Linked DNA regions of Homo sapiens: region 2 is linked to region 1. A link is a contact called in ENCODE Hi-C or POLR2A ChIA-PET data. All regions are on one chromosome and are shown on one strand. Each heading gives the region's core, a stretch centred on a gene start or an enhancer-like site at or near the end of the contact. The rest is flanking DNA. Distances are from core to core; before and after follow the strand shown.

Region 1 (3,549 bases), core at 413-2,912:
TAGATTTCCTGCCTGGCTCCTTTCCTTCTCCTGAGGGTACCAAGCCCTCTTCCTCCAGAACGCATTGGCTGACTCTTCCACCACCGTGCCCACGGCGGGAGGGAACTTCTGGGGATCCCCACAGCATTCCCTACTTCTCATGTCCCTGCACACATCACTTGGAATTGTAATCCCTTCTTTAATTCCCATATTTCCAGTTGGACTGTATTTATTTCCTATTGCTACTATGAGAAGTTACCACAAAGTCAGTGGATTAGAAAGTATACATTTAATGTTCTATAGTTCTAGAGGTCAGAAGTCTGAAATGATTCTCACTGGGCTAAAATCATGGTGTCAGGTGTTCCTTCTGGAGGCTCTAGGGGAGAAACTTTTCTTGCCTTTTCTGGCCTTTAGAGACTGCCCTTGTTCCTAGGTTCCCTGGCCATCTTCAAAGCCATCAGTGGCTGATCAAGTCTTTCTCATATCACATCATTTTAACACTGAACTTCCATGTTTAAGGATCCTGTGATCCCACTGGGCCCGCCTGGATAATCCAGGATAATCTCCTGATTTTTTTTTTTTTTTTTTTTTTTTTTGAGGCAGGGTCTCACTCTATCGCCCAGGCTGGAGTGCTTGTGGCACAATTACGGCTCACTGAAGCCTTGACCTCCTGAGCTCAAGCAATCCTCCCATCTCAGCCTCTCAAGTAAGTGGGACTACAGGCACGTGCCACCATGCCTGGTTAATTTTTTTAAAAAAATTTGCAGAAACGAGGTCTCACTATGTTGCCTAGCTGGTCACGGAACTCCTGACCTCGCGGGATCCTCCCACCTCAGCCTCCCAAAGTGCTATGATTACAAGTATGAGCCACCACACTCAGCCAATCTCCCTATTTCAAAGTCAGTTAATTAGCAACCTTAGTTCTGCTTATAATCTAAATTCCCCCTTGCCATGTAGCATAGCAAAGTCATAGCATCTGAGGATAAGAATGTGTACGTCTCCAGGAGCCATTATTCTGCTTACCACAGACTCCAAGCTCTGTGAGGACAGAAATTATATCTCACTTTTTTTTAAGATGGAGTCTTGCTCTGTCGCCCAGGCTGAAGTGCAGTGGAGCGATCTCAGCTCACTACAACCTCCACCTCCCAGGTTCAAGCAATTCTCCTGCCTCAGCCTCCCAAGAAGATGGGATTACAGGTGTGCACCACCATGCCTGGCTAACTTTTGTATTTTTAGTAGAGGCAGGGTTTCACCATTTTGGCCAGACTAGTCTCGACCTCCTGACCTCAAGTGATCCACCTGCCTTGGCCTCCCAAAGTGCCGGCATTATCGGCGTGAGCCACTGCGCCTGGCCTATATCTCACTTCTGTTATACCTGCTTCATGTCTGTGCATTTCTTTCAGGTCAGGTAAAGAATCCTACCCTAGTTCTCTGCCAGATGGCACACTGCTATCTACTTATCAAAGCAGGCAAAGAAACCTCACTGTGGCTGTGAAAAAGGTGTTTTCCCGCAACCAGTCCTCTCACCAGCTGCAGACTCTTTTTCTAACAACATCATTTTTAGCCTGAGAATGTTGAAGACAGGGACAGTTACAGGTGTCTTTCAGGGCAAGAACCACGTCATTCATCTGCGTGTTGCCTATCACAGGGCCTGGTACACTTTCAGAACTCAATGCTTGTATGTTGAGTGGGTAGAGGTGGAGCCAGAGTCCAACTGGGGCGGCCAAGCTGATAACAAGGTGACCAGTAGGTCACTGGGTCAGAGATCTAGAGCCCAGTTGGGGTGGCTCCTGTGTGACCACAAACTTCTGAGGCATACAATACTGTCAATCAGACTACCAGGGAGCCAGGTGGCCTTGGATTTGGTGAATCAGGCCAGGCAGGAAGTCAGCAGCAGGCAGACAAGGCAGTGCCCACATAGGCACCAAGAGAGGGGTTGGGGCCAAGTGGGTTCAAGAACCTGGTGTGAGTAGAAGCTGAAATGGAAGGGGCACATCAGAAACCTGCAGGAGAAAAGGAGCAACTTAACCAGAGGCAGCTTCCTGCACCATGACCCAGTACTGATATTGTCCTCTGCAGTGAGAATCAGCTCAGCTTAGCCACAGGCTCATGGGCCACAGCATGTGAGCGTGAGCAACAGCTGTGAGGGTCTCTGGTAGGCAGACTCTGAAACCAGAGGTGAGCTGAAAACAGTCACTTCAACAAGCAACAGTCACAGTAGATACGAAACTGAATAGGACAGTCACCACCCTTGGGAAGCTCATGGTCTAGCGCAACAGTCAGGCACCAAAAAACAATCTCATATATGGTGGTAAATGAGAACAAAAGGCTACCAGACTGAAAGCTTTAAAAAAAAAAAAAAGAAAAGAAAAGAAAAAAAAAAAAGGCCGGGCACGGTGGCTCATGCCTGTAATCCCAGCACTTTGGGAGGCCGAGGCGGGTGGATCATGAGGTCAGGAGATCGAGACCATCCTGGCTAACACGGTGAAACCCCGTCTCTACTAAAAAATACAAAAAATTAGCAGGGTGGGGCGGTGGGCACCTGTAGTCCCAGCTACACGGGAGGCTGAGGCAGGAGAATGGCGTGAACCCGGGAGGCGGAACTTGTAGTGAGCCGAGATTGCGCCACTGCACTCCAGCCTGGGCGACAGAGCCAGACTCCGTCTCAAAAAAATGAAGTAATTAATTTTAAAAAAAAGTCTCTTTTATCCTTTCCAATAATGCTTTGTGGTAGATATTATTTCTTCCACTTCATAGACAAGAAATGTGAGGCTCAGAGAGGATAAATAGCTTGCCCAAGGTCACACAGCTGTGTGTAGATCCAGTTTACAAACTCAGGTTTCTGTTACTCAAAAGTCCACACATCTCAGCTCTGAAGCTGAAGCTGTTTTTCTCTATCGCTGGGCATGTAGTAGGTATTCAGCAAATGACTCCTTTGAAGTAGATTTAGTTCTCATGCTCCTGTACTCTCCATGCATTTCTATTATAACTCTATTCTAGTCCCAAGCACTTGGTAGAATAAATATATTTCATTCATTCCAAACAGGCCTTAAAGTAGGATAATTTTGTGTTTCTGAGTGACAGGGACTATACCCTACCAACTTTTTTTTTTTTTTTTTTTTTGAGACGAGTTTCACTGTTGTTGCCCAGGCTGGAGTGCAATGGCGCGATCTTGGCTCACTGCAACCTTTGCCTTCCAGGCTCAAGCGATTCTCCTGCCTCAGCCCCCCGAGTAGCTGGGATTACAGGCGCCGGCCACCATGCCCTCTTGTTCGTTTGTTTGTTTGTATTTTTAGTAGAGACAGGGTTTCGCCATGTTGGCCAGGCTTGTCTCGAACTCCCGACCTCAGGTGATACACCCGCCTTGACCTTCCAAAGTGCTGGGATTACAGGCGTGAGCCACCGCGCCCGGCCCCCTACCAACTTTTTACCCTAACATACAGTAAGTGTTAACACCTGTGAGTGTGAGTGTGAGTGTGTGAAGGTTAACCTGGAAGCATTGTGCTTGATGGCCTAGAAAGGGAACAAAGAAAATCTTGGCTGCAATGGTCAGGGCTATTTTATTCTTCC
Region 2 (3,853 bases), core at 1,244-3,743, 220 kb before region 1:
CATGGAAAAGTTAAAATCTAGTATGAGACTCAATGAAGTGTCTCCACAATATAGTGAAGATAAAAGCCAGGCCAGGGGACAACTTGGGTAAGGAGGATAATGACCCAGACCCCCGCTTTTCAAGAAGCAGCATTTGCCTTGCCTGTAAGTGGGATGGGTAAGCCTGTGTTTACAGATCCTTCCATAAAGACAAAATCTGGATATCATATTATTATGGTTGAAGGAAGAAAATAAAATCAAATTAAGCCAACTCACCAGACTTTAGACTTCTCACTACATCTCATCATACTGTTATTGTCTATGTGACTGGTAAAGGCTAAGTCCAAGGCATTGTGCAAAGAACAGGGTTTGATTGAGCAACATAGTATTTTTTTTTTTTGAGACGGAGTCTCGCTCTGTCGCCCAGGCTGGAGTGCAGTGGCGCAATCTCGGCTCACTACAAGCTCCGCCACCTGGGTTCACACCATTCTCCTGCCTCAGCCTCCCAAGTAGCTGGGACTACAGGTGCCTGCCACCACGCCTGGCTAATTTTTTGTATTTTTAGTAGAGACGGGGTTTCACTGTGTTAGCCAGGATGGTCTCGATCTCCTGACCTTGTGATCTGCCCGCCTCGGCCTCCCAAAGTGCAGGGATTACAGGCGTGAGCCACCGTGCCCGGCCTCAACATAGTATTTAATACTAGAAGCAAAGCAAACGCATGAACCTAAATACCCTCCTTGTCATCTATACACTCTTTCGTGTGGAACTTTTAGTGAGTCAAAGAATTCCAATGTAGGCCCCCTTATCTAGAAATCCACTTAAGGGTCATCTAGGTCTTAAGGTAACAGTTCTCATTTTTTCATTTTTCATTCCCTGCACTTTCCAACTCCATAGGCAGTAGCCACATGAAGCCATTTAACTGAAGGAGGCCGGGCATGGTGGCTCATGCCTGTAATCCTAGCACTTTGGGAGGCCGATGGGGGTGGATCACTGGAGGTCAGGAGTTCAAGACCAGCCTGACCAACATGATGAAACTCCACCTTTACTAAAAATACAAAATTAGCCGGGTGTGGTGGCACATGCCTGTAATCCCAGATACTTGGGAGGCTGAGGCAGGAGAATCACTTGAACCTGGGAGGCGGAGGTTGCAGTGAGCTGAGATCGCACCATTGCACTCCACCCCAGGCAACAAGAGCAAAACTCCATCTCTAAATAAATAAATAAATAAATAAATAAATAAATAAATAAAATAATTAAATTTAACTGAATTAAAAGTAAATTAATTCAGTTCCTCAATCACACTAGCCATATTTTAAGTACTCAATAGCTACATGTGGCCAGTGGCTGTAGCGGTTAGTGCAAATTTAGAACGCCTCCATCATTACAGAAAGTTCTGTTGGTCAGTGGTGCCTATACTCTACATACCAAGTGCCAGGTCATCTTATTCTCAATATTCTGTTGGCAGGTATTGGCACAGAAAGATCAAGTGACTTATCTAAGGATTAATGATGAGTCTTATAAATAGAATTTAAACTGACTTCTCTGGGACCCTAGTCTGAGGATCTTGTCTAATTGGTTTGTTCTTCTCTGAACAGTATCTTAACATGAGAAATGGCATATTCCCCAGTTGCAAATTGCCTGCTATCTTGGTTGGTTTGCGCTAGAAAGGTTATGTCTGAAGGTCTTAGTTTAAGCTGGAATACATTAATTTCTGAATAGTCAACATTCTATTGCTATCATCACTGAAGGCAATCAGCAGAATGTATTTACATATATTTCCTTGTATGTCTGCCTTTACATATTTTAATTAAATGATTTATAGCATAGTAGACAGAAATTCTATTTTGTTTAGATCATTATTACTCAATGTACCCAAATTGCATTAGGAAAGATAGCTTAAATGTGTTTAATAGCAGAGACAAGGTAATAAAATGCTCAGTGAGAACTGATCTAACACTTTGGAAAAAAAAATACTAAGGAGGATAATGACAGTAGTAGTAATAATAAAAGCAAATGCTTATATATCTGTTTTACTATATGCCAAGCATGTTCTAAGTAAATTCTATACTAACTCACTTAATTCTCATACCTACCCCATGAAACACTAATATGTTTCTCTATTAGGAATAAGGAAATTGAGGCATAGAGAGACTAAGTAGCTTGTCCAAGGTCATAAAGTTAAGATTGGAACCTCGGCAGTATGGCCCCAAAGGCTGGTGCTCTCAGTCACTGGACTACACAGCAGTCCCCCTTATCAGTAGGAGATACGTTCCAAGATCCCCAGTGGATGCCTATGACTGAGGATAGTACCAAACCCTATATACACTACATTTTTTCCTATACATACACACCTATGCCAAAGTTTAATTTATAAAATAGGCACAGTAAAGAGATTAAGTGATTATAAAATAGAACAATTGTAACAATATACTGTAATAAAAATTATGTGAATGTGGTCTATCTTCACCTCTGGGAACTGAAACTGAAAAGCAAAGTGAAAGTGAAAAGCAAAAACTGCAGATAAGGAAACACTACTGCACTGCAAAGTGACGAAGCACTGAGAAAAACTAGTCCTGTCTTCCTAGCTTTAACCAGCAAGTGCCCTTCATATTTCTAAATTTAGGGAACATGCCCACTTCACAATTAGTATGCATCTTTCTTTTCTGCATCTCATTTTTCTTTTCATTCATTAGTGTAGTGTTGAAGTTATAAACAGCTTCCCCCACCACAAATAACCATTTAACAGTTGATGCCAAAAATTCAGTAGATATTTTACTAAACAAAATCAGAGTTCCAATCCTGGATCTAATGGACATACTAAAATAAGTCTTTCTTGCTTCAGAGTTATGTTCAGTTCAGTTATACTCTGAACTTCTTGGACTTGCTTTTATTTTAATAATTCCTGGCCAGGCACGGTGGCTCACACCTGTAATCCTAGCACTTTGGGAGGCCAAGACGGGCGATCACCAGAGTTTGGGACCATCCTGGCCAACATGGTGAAACCCATCTCTACTAAAAAATATAAAAACTAACCAGGCGTGGTGGCACATGCCTGTAATCCCAGCTACTCGGGAGACTGAGGCAGGAGAATCACCGGAGCCTGGGAGGTAGAGGTTGCAGTGAGCTGAGATTGCACCACTGCACTCCAGCCTGGGCAACAGAGCGAGACTCTGTCTCAAAAAAAAAAAAAAAAAATTCCTTTCTGAGTTTGTGCCAGGAGCCCATAATACACCAAGTTAAAAAGTTCATAAACATAGCTATCAAAACCTATCTTTTAAGAACATAACATTTGGGAAGTTCTCAAAGGGAATTGATGGCTTACAAGATTTGCTTCTTTTTTGGAGAAATCTACCTTGAATGGCACCAGAAGCTTGAAATCCACATTGTAAACTTTAACCCTGAAAATAGCCACTTAATTACAAATAAAAAAGATCTCCAATTTAAGAAATGTTTTTGTTTGTTTTTAGTCTTTCAGTCACTTGATAATACAACTCTAGGCTGGAATCCAGAAAACCAGTCTAATTCAGTCACTTGACAGACAAAAAAAAAAACCCCTAAGATGTAGAGGTAAAGTGACTTGCTTGGTCACACAGCTAATTCACCAGAACCAAGAGTGAAACCCAGGCTTTCTGATTCAGCTGTTTCCACACCTGGTAAAAGAACAAGGGGTTCTGCACTGCTCTGGCAATTTTTCCTAAGCACGTGTTCCCAGGTGCTGAGATGACTGTGTAGGTTGTGTGAACCTCATACAACTGGGCTGCATCTGAAGAGATGTCATTCAACCGTGGACACTGTAGATCTGTACACATTTTATGAGAATGTTCTGGCTGTTAGCAGTACAATGGGTTGTGCTCATGAAGGCAAGCAATCTTGG

Evidence for each region. Hi-C counts contacts between places; a loop is a spot of excess contacts on that map. ChIA-PET counts read pairs that join two places held with the same protein, here RNA polymerase II (POLR2A). Pooled maps may share reads with other maps.
Region 2: a map with no recorded cell type shows a loop between it and region 1 (13-fold over the local background). The contact joins two enhancer-like sites. A Hi-C loop is called at or near these places in 6 of 37 single-sample maps with no recorded cell type and 5 of 50 pooled maps. POLR2A ChIA-PET finds 5 or more read pairs at or near these places in 2 of 52 experiments (GM12878 and activated naive CD4-positive, alpha-beta T cell).

Annotation. Positions count from the first base shown.
Region 1 is chr1:212,157,534-212,161,082 of GRCh38, forward strand. No RefSeq gene overlaps it. Among named protein-coding and RNA genes, the nearest start is that of MIR3122, 82 kb to the left of the region's middle. Within about 2 kb of position 1,663, at least 2 of the 41 ENCODE cell types and tissues checked have a DNase peak (open chromatin) inside an H3K27ac peak, as active enhancers do; they include GM12878, where a contact is called at or near this core.
Region 2 is chr1:211,936,403-211,940,255 of GRCh38, forward strand. It overlaps the pseudogene LOC124904505. Among named protein-coding and RNA genes, the nearest start is that of INTS7, 97 kb to the right of the region's middle. RefSeq lists an enhancer at 2,503-2,582. Within about 2 kb of position 2,494, at least 5 of the 41 ENCODE cell types and tissues checked have a DNase peak (open chromatin) inside an H3K27ac peak, as active enhancers do; they include GM12878, where a contact is called at or near this core.